2 separate regions of the Homo sapiens genome follow, and region 2 is linked to region 1. Evidence: read pairs that join two places in POLR2A ChIA-PET (ENCODE). Cell type or tissue: HCT116. All regions are shown on one strand. Links, peaks and the distances in the headings refer to the core of each region. The heading gives the core; the rest is flanking DNA.

The links. Peaks named below come from ENCODE experiments on the same cell type or tissue, not always from the same donor. Only the 100,000 strongest peaks of a DNase experiment are listed, where the experiment ranks them.
Region 2: POLR2A ChIA-PET joins it to region 1 with 5 read pairs; 2 of 35 experiments call an interaction of 5 or more read pairs at or near these places.

The regions. Positions count from the first base shown.
Region 1 is chr7:28,033,380-28,041,036 of GRCh38, reverse strand. All of the region lies in intron 1 of JAZF1 (JAZF zinc finger 1), which reads left to right. LOC105375208 (a long non-coding RNA gene) reads right to left here and starts at 3,521. Exons shown (of 4, transcript XR_001744910.3): 1 at 3,152-3,521; 2 at 2,840-2,988. RefSeq lists an enhancer at 2,936-4,135. In HCT116, for the core only: no CTCF peak of the experiment used is centred there; a DNase peak (open chromatin) is centred at 3,586; H3K4me3 peaks cover 2,075 bases; H3K27ac peaks cover 3,484 bases.
Region 2 is chr7:27,763,392-27,771,048 of GRCh38, reverse strand. It overlaps TAX1BP1 (Tax1 binding protein 1), which reads right to left. Exons shown (of 17, transcript NM_006024.7): 4 at 5,028-5,215; 5 at 1,215-1,373. Among named protein-coding and RNA genes, the nearest start is that of TAX1BP1-AS1, 27 kb to the right of the region's middle. In HCT116, for the core only: no CTCF peak of the experiment used is centred there; no DNase peak of the experiment used is centred there.

The DNA.
Region 1 (7,657 bases), core at 1,548-5,547:
GTCTTTGAGAGCACACTGTGTTATCTATGTAATAGAAATAATCTCTGTGGTTTCTAGATGGGTCTTCTTCCTTTCCTTAATAGAACATTAAGGAACATAGTGTCTGCTATGTTGAATTTGGGGCATATTAAATTAAATATTAGCCGATTAAATGGAATATCTAAAGTGATTCTTGGGATAAAGCTTGTTAGAGAATTGTGGTCTTCTACCTTACGTCGCTGCAGTCACTGGCATCCATCTCTGAATTCCATTCCCAATTCCTCTCTTAACTCTGGGCGATCATGGAATTGCTGTACATTAGTGTTTTATCATACCATTCTTTTAAGTGGGTATCTAAAACTCCATATGTCCAAAATACAACTCTTGATCCCACCAAACACACTTCTACACCCCGACACCCTCATCTGCCGGGTGGCCTAGACTCTATGGCTGCCTTCCTCCTCCTCACACCTGTCTGGCTCATTCCCACCTCCCCACTGTGGCACCGTGTATCCCTCTCTCTGAGATGTTTACCCCCAGACTTTGTGTAGCCAACTGCTGATCATTTAGGACTTGACATAAGTTCTTCCTCTTCACAGAGGCCTTACCAGTCACTCTTGATTACATTACTCTTTAATTTTCTTTATAGTACTCATCTCTCTTCGATATTTTCTTACATATTTGTTGTTTGTTATTTTCCCATCTAGATTGTAAACTGCACAAGAACAGGACCTTGCTTGCCCCACTTGGAGCAGTATCTGCCTGGCACATAGTTGGCACTCAACAGATTCTTAAAGGAGTGGGTGAATGAATGAATAAAAAAATGAAACTGGCTTTAGATTTTTTTTATGTGTTTAAAGGGCTCAAACATTATGTAAAATTGAAGACTTCTGACAGTTTAATTCATTTTTAATAAACGTAAGGTTTTTCTTTCATGTGTAAAGAATACCCTTTAATAATACTTTAGGTTTGCATTATCTGGACTCTCAGCATTTTTTAATGTGTAGGAGTCTTCAGTTTGAGGACTTTCTGAAAGGCTAACTTTAATAACATCAGACCTGCCATTTCCACAGGGCTTAGAATAAATTCCAAAATGCCAGAGAAAATTAAATGCAAAAAAGCTCCAGTTAATTAATGTTTCAGAATAAATTAATGCTTTAGGCCTGACTTTAACTGACAAGTATAGTGAATTTCAAAGTTAAAACTGCCACCCTTTCCCCACGTCTGTATTTTGTGCTGTATTCAGTCATTCCAGTTATTTATATCCTTGGGGCGGGGGGAAGGAGACATATACACGTTGAATTTTAAATTAAAGTAAGAAACACAATTACACTGATTATTCTTAGGGGAAAGGGTTTTAGCATTCCTCATAACTCTCTTTAGTTATGCGATAATTCCAAAATTTTCAGAGTTGAGAATGGGTCCTAAATATCTTTACTTGTCCCCAAGATGCTGTAACATACTGAAAAGAAAGGAAGCTAACATTTATGTGTGTAGTGTGTTCCAGGGACTATCTTAGCTTCATATATCTCAGTAAGTCAGTTATAATATTGGTATTTGCATGGGGCAGGGGAGGCACATTTTCATCTTGTCTGATTAATTTCTTACTTATTCTTGGATCTTAGACCATAGAAAAGAATTGGCAAAAACATGTTACACTTCTTTCTGACTTTTTCTTCTTCCTTGTCTTCCCTCTGTCACTTCCTGAACCTCAGTTTCCCCGGTTGCAAGATAAATACATCTATCTCATAAGACTGAAATAATAAGGGGTGTGTGTGTGTGTTTGTATGCACGTGCGCATGTGCGTGTGTTCCCAATATGGTAGCTAATACCAAAGCATTTTTTAAAACATTAGAATGTTCTTGGAGGAGCCCTGCACCAAGGAGGGCTAAGTAAGTCTCCAAGGTCTCTTTAAACCTTAAGATGCTATGAGCTTACGTTCCATATGCAGAGCAATCATGAATCTTTTTAAATTTAGCATGCTTTGCCTCTAATTTGCCACTCTTTATTAATTTGTTAACACAAATATTTTAGTATGCAGGTCTAATCAATGTGCTAAGCATTAAAGTTGTAGAGATAAAAGATAATACCTGCTTACATTCTGCTTTGTTCCACAAAAGAATTTGAGGTAGAGATAAAAGGAACAGTTCATACCTCATCATGAGCATGGTTTTTTGTACAATACTTTATACCAAGCATGGACAGTGAAGCTGAATATGTACTAAACTACCGATATGTTCAGCAAATCTTTTGCTTTAAATAAATTTGTATCTTTTTTGTAGTTTCCTACTTTCTTATAAAAGTCATATGGAAAGGAAAAGCTTCAGCTCATCTGGAATTCTGTTTGGTTGGGTTTTGACTTTCAGTTAATCAAGGATTTGCTGGAGTTATGGGGTGTGTGCATGCTTCTTTTTTTGGAATTTTAGTTATGTGATATTTGCAAGTAATTCTTGGGAACAAGAGTTTCAAACCTGAATGTTCACAAGAAATAACAATATTATAAAAAGCAGATGTTAAACAGTTTTGTTTAAATAAAAAGGAAGATTATCTCTAATATTTGTAAATGCTTGAAAGAAAACAACAAATTCCGTAGTAGAATTTTTATCTTGTCTTCCTTTCTTTAGTTCAGTTATGTAAACAAAATTATATGAATCATGTACTTAACAAGTTCAAGTCTACTTTGGATTTATAGTGTCAGAATCATAAAACCCTGAAAAATGAGCTTATATCTACTAGTTATGCTAATACAAGCACAGTGAGAAGCTATTTGCCACAATCATTCCCCCATCCCAAAGTTTATAGGCTGTATGTTTTCTTTCACCTGAATTACTCTAATATAATATGTTAATGTTTCATTTACCTTGCCAAAAATAGGTTACCCACTTCATGGAAATTCCCATTCTCCTCTGTTCTTTGTATTGTGTTGCATTAGCCCATTGGTTCTGGTATTTTCTTCCTTTGTTTGGTACCATTTGTAAGAATTATCAACTGAGTTTCATGCATTCTCTGCTGGAAGAAAAAAAGCTTTTTATTTTTCCTATTTGAAATTGTGATGTTGGCAATGAAAATTCCAAAATCTCTCTGCCCATTTCTAGTAAAGCAATTTATGCATACATGTGACTAGAGTAGAGAAAAGTGAGTTTGACGTAGAAATTATGAGGAGACATATTACCTGGAGACATCTGTGATAATTCATGCTGTCCAAAAATGGCATGAACCAACTCAGCGAAAGATTCCTTGTTGCTGGGGGTGTCCTGGGTGTCTGGAATTCATTAATAAGATTTGAATAAGGAACCTTTCCATCCACACATCTCTGGATATGGAACAATCCTGTGAATTGGCATTTAGAAAGAGGGTTCATTTTGACCAAGTGTGTTCAACCTGAGCCCAGTTTTTAATAAAATGGAGATGAAATAGACACATACAAATAAAACTGTAAAAATTCCTTCCCTTTCTTTCACACGAGGAAAAAGAGGCTCTGAGAAGTGAAGGGACCCGTTCAAAGCCGCACAGCTAGTTACTGATCTGGGGAATAAGAACTCAGATCTCATGACTCACCTCTTCCACTTTTATCTCACTATGTCCCCTCTTTTTCCCTGAGTCATTTTCAGAATGTTTTACATGAGTCATAAAACTCGACCAAGGTTAAAATGGGGCCTGCTAAACTCTTATAATACTACACAGATGAATCATGTCAGCATTGCTTGAGAATTTTATTAAGACAGGTTTAATTGGTCCTGCCTGGAAAACTGAAACATAAAACAAAGTCACTGATTTCTCTGACTGTGCAGATCTCTTGGATGTGCTCTTTAAATTCCTCTGCTTCTGTATCTCATTGCTGAGGACATTTGCAAGAAAACATAATATTTATTGTGTTTGAGTACATCTAGTCTTGCTGCTTTTTCTTTTCCTACATCATAATTGTCTCTTTTCAGGCAGAGGTGGACAGTTAAGCAAGTTCTGCACGTACCCAAATAAACTCTGAACAGATTGATTCCCTCTGCACCCCAGTAAGGGTGTGCTCCACTGTGTTCCCTTGTCCCCAGGCCCAGATTCTTCCTAAAGTAAACTGGGCCACTGAACTGTGCCCATTAGTGAGCCAAAAGATTGGCATCTGCTGTACCTAGAGGGAGTTTGTTCTGTAGATGCCAATGGGCTGCCGTGAGGGTTGCTGGTTATTCACTTTCTCTGGTCTTGCTATGTGCATTCTTTGCAGATGTTTCTCCCCATCCCTGACCATACTTTCCTACCTTCTCCAGGAGCACAGCCTCACCCCCAACATCCCATACCCCTGAGTGCCCAGGCAGGGTTAGGAACCTCTAGGTGTCTAATAAAGGGAGGTAAAAGCCACTAACCCACGTTAAGAAGGTAGCTTTCCCTCCTTTCCTCTGTTTGGCACAAGGCATCATGGCATTTGGGGCAGGCCCCAGAATAATCTGTGTGCCATGAGGAAGCCCAAATGTCCTCCAGAGATGACCCTACCTCCTCCAGTGCGAGCCTTTTTCAAGATGCTCTGTGTCCAAAGCTGCCTGCAGAGTGAGGTTGCGTTACTCTACCACTTCTATTTGCATCCTCATTGTTCCCCCCAAAAATGAGTGAAGACTATGGCACCAGATGAAGAATAAACAAGGAAAACAACTTCAGGTTATTAATATTTTCAAATAATATGCATGCTCCCAATAACTGTACAAAACATAAGAAAAAAATCACTATAGAAGTCAGATAGGTTTTAGTTTGTTACTATGTCAGTAGTTTGTTAATCAGTGTTTATCAGACTGACTCTAACCTGAAGTTTATTCTAGGCAGGGCTGCTGTCCTGGTGGACTTGAATGTATAATGGAATCATAATTATTGCAGAGTGCTGCATGTTAAAATGACTGGTTGGGGGAAGGTGTTATTTACTTGTATTTTCCCCCACAGTTGTTACATATTAGTGCATCAAGACAAAGAAATGATTATAATTTACTGAGTAAAGTTGCAAAGGTCCTTGGCAATCATCTCACATACATGTACTTATAGAGAGGCTAGAGCTACTCCATTGGACTTTATGTATGTTACATTGTTAGAAAAAAAGATAAGGTCTTCCTGCTGAATTTTCACAAATATATCTTCTTCCACTTAAAGATATTATTTGACAATTGCATTTAATTTTTCTCCTTTATTTTCATGTATTTATTGTCATACATGTCTATGGTCTGTTCTCAGGGTTTCAGGTTGCTGTTGCTTTAGAATTGAAATTGAGAATTGTTCAGGACAATGGTTGAAAGCTTTGCTGGGTTTTGAAAACCCAGAAGAAATATTAATCGGGTGTATATTTTCTGGTTTACATCTTGTCACTCTGTGTACTCACTAATGAGTACATGTTAACAATTTCTATGCATGCCATAATTTCTCTGCACTTTATCCTCCAGCTTACTCCTCTCGTCCAGCCCTTCCCAAAAGTAAAGCAAGGAACCACAATCATCTCTCCTGCAGTCATCCATTAGGAGAAAGGGCTCTACACCAAAATTGAGTGGATTATTTGCTTTTAAGAGTTTGTTAAACATGTTTTGAAAAAATATTTTCTGAAAAATTTATTTTTGATGATACTCTCTATCTCTTTAGATTTCTTAAGTTTCTCATTCTTTTCCTGTTTTTTTTACTTACTTGAGATTAATGCCACACTGATGTTTTTCAACACTATAACAGATAAATTGGGCCTGTTTCTTTCTTTCTTTTTTTTTTTTTTTTTTTTTTTTTTTTTTGAGATGGAGTCTCACTTTGTCGCCCAGGCTGGAGTGCAGAGGTGCGATTTCAGCTCACCACAACCTCCACCTCCTGGGTTCAAGCAATTCTGCCTCAGCCTCCCAAGTAGCTGGGATTACAGGCGCCCACCACCACGGCAGGCTAATTTTCGTATTTTTAGTAGAGATGAGGTTTCACCATGTCGGCCAGGCTGGTCTCGAACTCCTGACCTCAGGTGATCCACTTGCCTCGGACTCCCAAAGTGCTGGGATTATAGGCTTGAGCCACTGCACCCAGCCTATTTCTTTTATATATATAAAAGATTGCAATTTGAGGACGGTAACGGCTCAGCCTTCATGTCTTAGCTTCACGTTGTAAGTTCTCATCTTGCTGGCTGTGATGGTATTTCATTAATATACAGGATAGTAAAAAATCACACTTTGTTTGCAGAGGCCATGGCATGTTTACCTTTTACTCAATAGCAAATTCCTTTCTGAGTGAACAGGGAAGCAGGATTTGTCTTTTGATATTTCATCCAGATCTCTGTTTCTGTTAAGAGGATGATGGTGTCATTTCTGTACTTTCTAGAAGGATTATGGCATTTTAATTCAAAAGACTTGTGTTCAGATTCCAACTTGGCCATACACCTGGGTATGTGAGTATAGGGAAGTCACTTACACAGTTTGGCCTCTGTTTTCTCATTTGTGAGTTAAAGACAGAGCTGTCTCTTTTGTAAATGCTTTTGGAATGAAGCAGGATTGGGAAAAATAAGAATATTTTCCATACAAGAATGTGAATATTAAATGCTCCATTATAAAAATTATAAATCAGTGTGTGTGTGTGTGTGTGTGTGTGTGTGTGTGTATTAGTTTTCTTTCATATTTTTATTATAACTGGCCACCCTCAAAGACTGCCTCAAAATAACAAAAGAAACTGAAAGGATTTGTTTGTGCTTCCAATTGTTCTTCTCCCTGTTGTTTGTCTTAAAAGCAGTGGGGCCCCCAGTAGGCAAAGCCTTCTAGGATTTGGCCAAAGGGAACAAAAACCCATCCTAACCTTTCAGATTCTCATGTTCCTTTGACTCAAATTGCTTAAGTAAGGTTCTACTTAAACTTCGTGTGTGTGTGTGCATGTGTGTGTTTTGCCTGGGATCAGTAGAACACAGAACAGTTTGAAATTCATATTGTGATGTTTTATTTTAGAAAGTCATAAAAGATAATTTTTTTTTAGAGAGGTATTGGTATTTCTTATGCACCAGGACTAACTGATTTGAGAAAGAATTAAGAGTTCCAGCTGGGTGTGATGATTCATGCCTGTAATCCCAGCACTTTGGGAGGCCGAGGCAGGTGGATCACCTGAAGTCAGGAGTTCAAGACCAGCTTGGCCAACGTGGTGAAACCCCATCTCTACAAAAAAACACAAAAATTAGCCGGGCATAGTGGCGGTGCCTGTAATCCAGTTACTCAGGAGGCTGAGGCAGGGAGAATTGCTTGAACCCAGGAAGTGGAGATTGTGGTGAGCCGAGATCGTGTCTCTGCGTTCCAGCCTGGGTGACAGAGTGAGACTCCTCCCATTGCCCCCCCAAAAAAGAGTTCCCATAGAGTACCACAATTACAAGTTTAGCAATCAGGGCTGTTTGAAAATCAGGAAAGAAAGAGGTGCATGTCATTTGAAAGAAAGGGGAGTTGCTGTCAAGCACAAAGGATAGTATTTACACAGGTAGCTGGTGAGTTCTTGCTTTCCTCAGCTGGGGTGTGCCCTGTGGTCACATTACAGTAATTCCCCAAACCTGCTCCACACCCTCAGTTCTCATTAGCGGTACGTCCTCTCTCTTCCAGGGGTTTTACTCCCCAAATAACTTTGGAGCCTTCACAGGCTTACATGTGCAGCTCGAGCGTACCCTAGGCCTAGCCAGTTTTGGGTCCTGGAGTGTCTCATTTCTAATCAGAGCCAC
Region 2 (7,657 bases), core at 1,858-5,857, 270 kb after region 1:
TATATTTTAATACTTGGTATACCTGCTTCAAAGGTTCAAATGAAAAAAGTAGTTCCTTAACCAAATGGAAAATCCTACTCCTATAGTCTGCTGCAGGACACTAAGTGTTCCCCAGGAGTAAAACTGGGAAATACTTGCATATTTTTAACTAAAAAGGCTAACGATAGAAAAGACAGAATTGAAGACTTCACATTTATAAGGAGATTTGTAAATGTACATAGTACTTGACATTATGTTTACCCTCTAACTCAAAAGAGCAATCCTCAAACAAATAGAACAAAGCAAGGAAAATCTTTTCAGAATTTAAGACTTACTTGTATAACATCTCTGCCCAGGTGTGCAATATATAACCACTCCACTGGAGTATACAAATGTTTGAGAATCACTGCACTAGCGGTTCATTTAGCAATTATTAAGCAATTGCTGGAGGCCTTGTTGGACAAAAGGATAACAGAACAGACCCCACCCTCAGGAAACAATAGCTCAATACTGTAAATGGGCATAAATATGCCCAACCGGCTCTACTGTACATGAGACTGTAATATATAAGATCACAGTCTGTGTAAGTTTCAGAACAAACTGCTTTTCTTGTGAAAATATTAAATAAACAAGTCAATGACTAGATAACTGTTTTTTCACTGTTTTTGGCTTCTTACAAGTCTATTTCTATCACTAATGAAGCCACAATGTTTTCTGCTTCATTGTACCTGTCTCTCTTTTTCTTAGCTCAAGAAATTCTGCCAATTTTAACTAGTTTGTTTCTTAGGATAACATAGCATTTCACCCATTAAAAATTTCAAAATTTTGTCTAATACTACATCTTATTTCACCAAATTATGCTTTTTTGAAAAGTAATTTTAATTTATGTATCCCATTTTTCCTTTATTCAGCGTTTATCATTTCTAATTGTATTTCTAAACAAAAAAAATCAAGTATTCTACAATTAGATGTAAAACATCTGGAAATAGTTGTCAGGGACTACCTCAACAAGCCTGGTACCAAAAGTCTAAAAGTATTTTAACCATCTTACAAACATAAAAGCAGCTGTGGCAGAAGGTTAATAGGAACTGACCTGTTCTTGTATAAACGTCTATCTAAAAGGCTACTTTTCTCAGTACCTGGTTTTCACTTACTTAATTGGTTCAGCTCTTTAAAAAGGTGGGTTTCAGGCAATATACTATCAACTTCAATCAGTTACATAAGACACAACTAACCTTTTGTTCTGCTTGCAGTTGGTCACATCTTTCTTTCTCATGGTTAAGTTCTCTTTCCATTCTCCCAACTTGTTCTCGAAGTTGTGCTGTTTCTTTTTCCAGAACGGCAATTAACTTTAACAGTTCTTCTTTTTCTTTCATGGTTTTCTCAATTTTCAACTATAAAGCAAAAAACTCAGATTAATTAGTTTTTTGCTTAATCCTAAAATATGTTATTACAAATTTAGTTTTCCATTTCCAAAAAAAATAATGAAGACATTCACAGAAAGAACTCTTACATTCTACCTACTTTATATCAATCAGCCTTTTTTTAGCCTTCAGTTAGAAAAATTCATCAATCATAAATTTAAACCTTCTTTTGGTTGAGCAAAGAAGAAAATATTACAAAATGAGAGAACTGTATTATGAAGTTGGCTGCTAATCATTTTTGAGATCAGAACTAAAAATAAGGCATATTAATGTTCCCGTTAATTACAGGGCTTTCTTATCCACAGTAATAATCAGATACTCCAAGAGGAAAAGTTGTACCTCTTCTTGAATGCAAACCTATAGGAAATCTTTGAATCTATCACAAACTTACTATATGGTATATAAGGCCTTCATCTATGGAATTACTACTAAAAGTGCTGATTCCTTAAGACACCAAGAAATGTATAGTTTCTATATATAAAATGGCCTCTACTTGGCTAAATTAAAACACTCTTCATAAGTAAAAATACAAATTTTAGGACAAACATGCAGACTGTAACAACATATTAACAATATACCTGATTCTTATGGGAACAGCTAATAGTTCAGGAAAATATAAACTTCAATATTCTAAAAGATTACTAAATAAATGGTCATAAGATAGTAAAACAAAGTTAATATTTCTCTTACAGGAAGAATGAAGACTCACAGGGAAGACTTAACAAAGGTGGTATTATACATTTAATTGGTAAAATGTTTTTCCTCCATACACCCCAAATTGGTTTTCCAGGGTCATGGGATTATGAAATCAAACTGATTAAATTCTAAAATGGCTCTTATCAAAGTTGAATAGCTGCAAACTTTCTGAATGACTCTTCTACCTGTTCCAACAAATCAAATCAAAATGCCAGGAAAAGTTTATTTATTCAATCATTGAATTTTTTTATATCTTATCTATTTTTAAAAAATGATTTGAAATAGTTTGCAATAAATGGCATTCAATAAAGTCAACAGAAAATTAGAACCAGGCAAGTATATCACCCATAAAGGTTAATGTCATTATTAATTTGGCATTAAATCTGGCTCAAAACTCTGGCAACTTAAAAATAAAGATATATCTTGACATAGCACAACATAGACTTTATAAAAGAATCACCTTTTCCAGTGATTTATTTAATTCACATATACTTTCTCAAGAGTTCACTAAAGCTTAAGTAGACATTTTTAGAAGAATTCAAATTAGATAAGAATGTATATGTCTCATTTCTTGCCTCAATTTTGTATTTTGGAATATGTTAAGCATACAAAATAGTTAAAATTTTACAATGATCATCCAAACATCCATCACCTAAATTCACTGATTATTAATATCTTGCATGTTTATCTCTTTATATACCTAAGTTTATGTATCCTTTTTTCTTCTAAGCCATTTAATGTGAAATTGCAGACACTTCACTCCTAAATACTTCAGAGCAAGCATCACCTAATAAGGACAGTTGGCTTTAAACCACCACTATTATTATAGCTAAGAATATTAAGAATAATTTTATATCCTCCAATAGGCCATAGTCAAATATCCCTCACTATCCCCCCAGTTTTTTTTTAAATCTAGGACACAATCAAGGTCCACAGATTGCAAAATTATGTCTCACTAATCACTTTTAATGTCAACAGGACCCCAGATAATGTCTCACATTTGTAATAATTTTGTGCAGTTTTAGATAAAGATTTTAATGAATGTGAGAATTTTAAAGACTCACCAAAATATTTGTTAAAAAAACATTTAATCTCAGAAATATTTACTTAAGAAACAGCAATTTTCACATTCTTTATAAAGTACCCTTTGTGGAGTAGGAAGGAGTGAAACAGAATGAGATATGTCTCAATCTACTTGAAGAAAAAGTACAAGATAAATGTGAATGCCAAAATGCCCATCACTTTTCTGTTGGAGGCCCTGAAATGAGGGTGGTCTAATAAGTATTCAAAAAGCTACAATATAAATACTGACTGCATTCTTAAGATCTGGGTTTGTTTCAGCATCTTTGACTGGCATTCAAATACAAAGCTAAAAACCTTGATCATCAGGCAGTTGCACCACAAAATGTTTTAGTCACCCTATAAAAGTTACATTTCTTTAAGATAAGAGAGGAATTTCTGTAAAGGGGAAGGAAAGATATGAAAGAATTCACAATAAAAAATCATTAGTTCCTCCTAACCTAGTTTGACTGTCTAATAAAAGTATTCTATCTGTAACCTCTTGTCTTTTTACTCCAGTCTCAGTTCTTTGAGGTAAATAAAAGTAAAATCAAAGGTATTAAATATTTACATGTTAAAAAAATCTATCCAACTATAAAGAAAAAGCAATAGCTGCAATAGAAGAAATATGAATATAAATTAGCCAAAAATGTATACTGAACCAATTTGAGAAACTATTTTTCTTATTATTATAATAGAGGGCACTATATACAATTAATCACAATAACTCAAATATAACACTGTAGTTTTTTAGGTATAGGATAAAGATATTGAAAAATGTGATCTTAAAATGAGAAAAGAATGTCACTCTATTTTTTCTGTCAATGACTACTAAAAATTAATACACAAGGCATTATTAGACCATCTACATAGTAAATTTATATTAAAGCCATGATCATGACTCCACAATATTCTATTTACAAAAACAGTAAGGAGTAAATAGCTTTTTAAATTTTCTTTTTAAATTATGGTTAATCTAGGCTTATTCATTTCATCAGAAGTACAACAGGAATCATTCTAAAAATGTCCAATCTAAATTAAGAGACTGGGAAGCTCCCCTGACTCACTGCCACACTTTAGAAAGAGAATGCTCATGGTAGTGAAACAAAGTTCACATCCAATTACAGTTAGATTTATTGATTTACACCATTATCCCAAGCAGCTTCATCCCCAAATCGGTAACATTCTACAATGAACTGATTACGCCACCACAAAAAGTTAGGCAAAGGAACATAAGGAAAGCTTTAGACCTAAACTCTCCCAATTGGTACTTACTGCACTATCCACTATGCGCAAAATAAGGATAGGCCCTAGGGAAAGTCTCTGCCACAGTGGAACCAACAGCATAATTGTGGCCAAAAGATTTTTTTAAGCATTTCAAAAAAAGACACTCTAAATTTATTATTTTAGTTAAAAAGCATTCGATTTTTTTTTTTTTTTTTTTTTTTTTTTTTTTTTTTTTTTTTTTTTTGATACGGAGTCTCGCTCTGTCGCCCAGGCTGGAGTGCAGTGGCACGATCTTGGCTCACTGCAAGCTCTGCCTCCCGGGTTCATGCCATTCTCCTGCTTCAGCCTCCCGAGTAGCTGGGACTACAGGTGCCTGCCACCACGCCCGTCTAATTTTTTGTATTCTTAGTAGAGACAGAGTTACACCGTGTTAGCCAGGATGGTCTCGATATCCTGACATCGTGATCTGCCTGCCTCGGCCTCCCAGAGTGCCGGGATTACAGGCGTGAGCCACTGCGCCCAGCCAAAGCATTCGATTTTTGTGGCAACTCTCACATAACCTTAAAATTCTTAAAATGCCAACCAACATGAGCTCTGTTCTTAAAATTATCAATGAATCACTATCTCACTGTGAACACCAACCTCAAGAAGGCCTGCTTTTGTGGTCACCACTAACATGTCAGAATTTCCTTCATCTTCCATAGTAAGCAGCTCTTCAACTGGAGAAGAAGCTCGAAACTGGAAAGGTGTACTTGCTCCACGAATTTCACCCTTATGGGTAACGTAACAGAACTGATAAAATTCTCCATCATCATTTGGAAGGTAATATCCTAAGAGGAAGTTAACAAACAAAATTATTAAACTTCCTATTATAAAATTCATGTTATTTCAATTTAACAATACTTGCCATGTCTCATTCCCCACACTGTTCTTGACAAGAATCTGGGATATGTCCTTCCTCCTTTCGCAAATTATCAAAACTAGATTCTTCCTTCCTACTCAAAGTTAAATTTTTTCTTCTCTTAGGTTTAAGCTTATATTCCCAGAATATCCTTTCCCCTTGTATCTTCACTAGGGCAAAACCCACTCATTTAGGACAGGCAAGTATATACTTTACAATGGGAAAGAGGCTGGAGGAGGAGCAAGGGAAGAACCAATATAAAAGTCTACTGAGGACTGGGAGTGGGGGTGGGAATATGTCATTTAGAGAAATCTTCCCTCCAATTTGACATTCATTACATGTAAATAAGAGATATTAACTAAAGTAATATGCTGCACATGTGAACTATATGAAGGCAGAAAAGATGAGGTCTGCTAGTGCAGTATGGTAAAAATAAGCTTTAGGACCCAGTGCGGTGGCTCATGCCTGTAATCCCAGCACTTTGGAAGGCCAAGGTGGGCAGATTCGCTTGAGCCCACCTGGAGTTAGAGACCAGCCTGGCCAACATGGTGAAACCCTGTCACTACAAAAAATACAAAAATTTGCCAGGTGTGATGGCATGTACCTGCAGTCCCAGCTACTAGGGAGGCTGAAGCGGGAGGATCGCTTGAGCCCAGGAGGTCAAGACTGCAATGAACCATGATGGTGCCACTGCACTCCAGCCTGAGCGACAGAGTGAGACTCCGCCTCAAAAAAAAAAAAAAAAAAAAAAAACAGAGAGGAGAGGCAGACAATCTATAAGATAAGAGAAATTCTTGTGGCGCTTTAAAGCAAAGTAGCAGTCCACAAAAAGGAATTAAGAGAGGGGTGGAGCATGTCAAAAAAAAATACAGGAGCCCACTTGAAAAGCTCCAAATGGCTAAAGCTGAAACAATTTAAGTAACAAAAAAAATATGGTATTAGACTTTATTTCACAGAAGAAATTAATGATTCCATGGAGAAGAAGAAAATTCTTTCTAACGTAATGATCAACTAATAAATATACAAGTAATGAACTTCATTAGGCAAACACCACAATAATCGTAGGCAAGATGCACAGAGGGATACTAAAATTAGTGGCTGAAAATATGAGGAGAAACAAGATATTTCCACAGTCTCAAAGTAGCTCCCTCATAATATTCATTAATTACAAGGGAAAAAAATAATAACTTTATTTACAGTGGAGAAATCCAGAAGACACAATCTTAAACAAGCAATCAAGATTATTATAACCAGTAATAAGATGTATGGACATCACATACTCCCTGATAAAATGTACTGAGAAAGGTACAATACTGTTTCTATGGCATTCTTCCCAAAAATGCATAACTTCAATCTAATCATGAGAAAACATCGAGCAAAACCAAGATGAGAGACAAGCTACCAAAACAAACAACACCACAAAATGCTAACAGTACTTCACAAGAAAGTAAAGGTTATGAAAGATAAGGAGGAAACCAAGGAGACTAAGACAACATGACAATTAAATACAAAGAGGAATTAAAGACTGGATCTAAGAACAGAAAAAGAACAGTAATGGAAACACTGGTGAAATCTGAGTAAGGTTTGTACTTTAGTCAATAGTACTGTACCACTGTTAAACTATTGGTTTCTTAAATAAATGTACCATGGTCATGTAAGATGCTCACATGACACGAAGATGGGCAAAGGGCATACAGAAATTCTGTGTACTACTTTTGCAAGTTTTCTTTACATCTAAAATTACTTCAAAATACAAAGTTTAAATAAATATCATAGACATGTATCTGGCAACATACATTTTTAAAGATTTTAAAAATCCACCCTCCTAATAGCTACTAAAAACTTACTAATTCATACCAACTTCCAAATAGCCACTAGGCTTATTTAAAAGCTTAACTAGAAAACAAATATATAGCATAATTAATCAGCTCTGGCATCAAGACATTAGAAACTGTACAAACTAGGTATTCAAGGTCTGATTCTTTTTTTTTTTTTGAGACAGAGTCTCGCTCTGTCACCCAGGCTGGAGTGCAGTGGCCTGATCTCAGCTTACTGCAACCTCCACCTCCCTGCTTCAAGCAATTCCCCTGCGTCAGCCTCCCGAGTAGCTGGAATTACAGGCACACGCCATCACGCCCAGCGAATTCTTTTGTATTTTAGTGGAGACGGGGTTTCACCATGTTGGCAAGACTGGTCTTGAATTCCTATCCTCAGGTAATCCACCCGCCCCGGCCTCCCAAAGTGCTGGGATTACAGGTGTGAGCCACCGTGCCCGGCCTCAAGGTCTGATTCTTTAAAAAACAAAAACTTCACTAAAATAAACTGCTAAAAAATATGGTTCAAAACCATTTGAGATAGACATAATTATTCA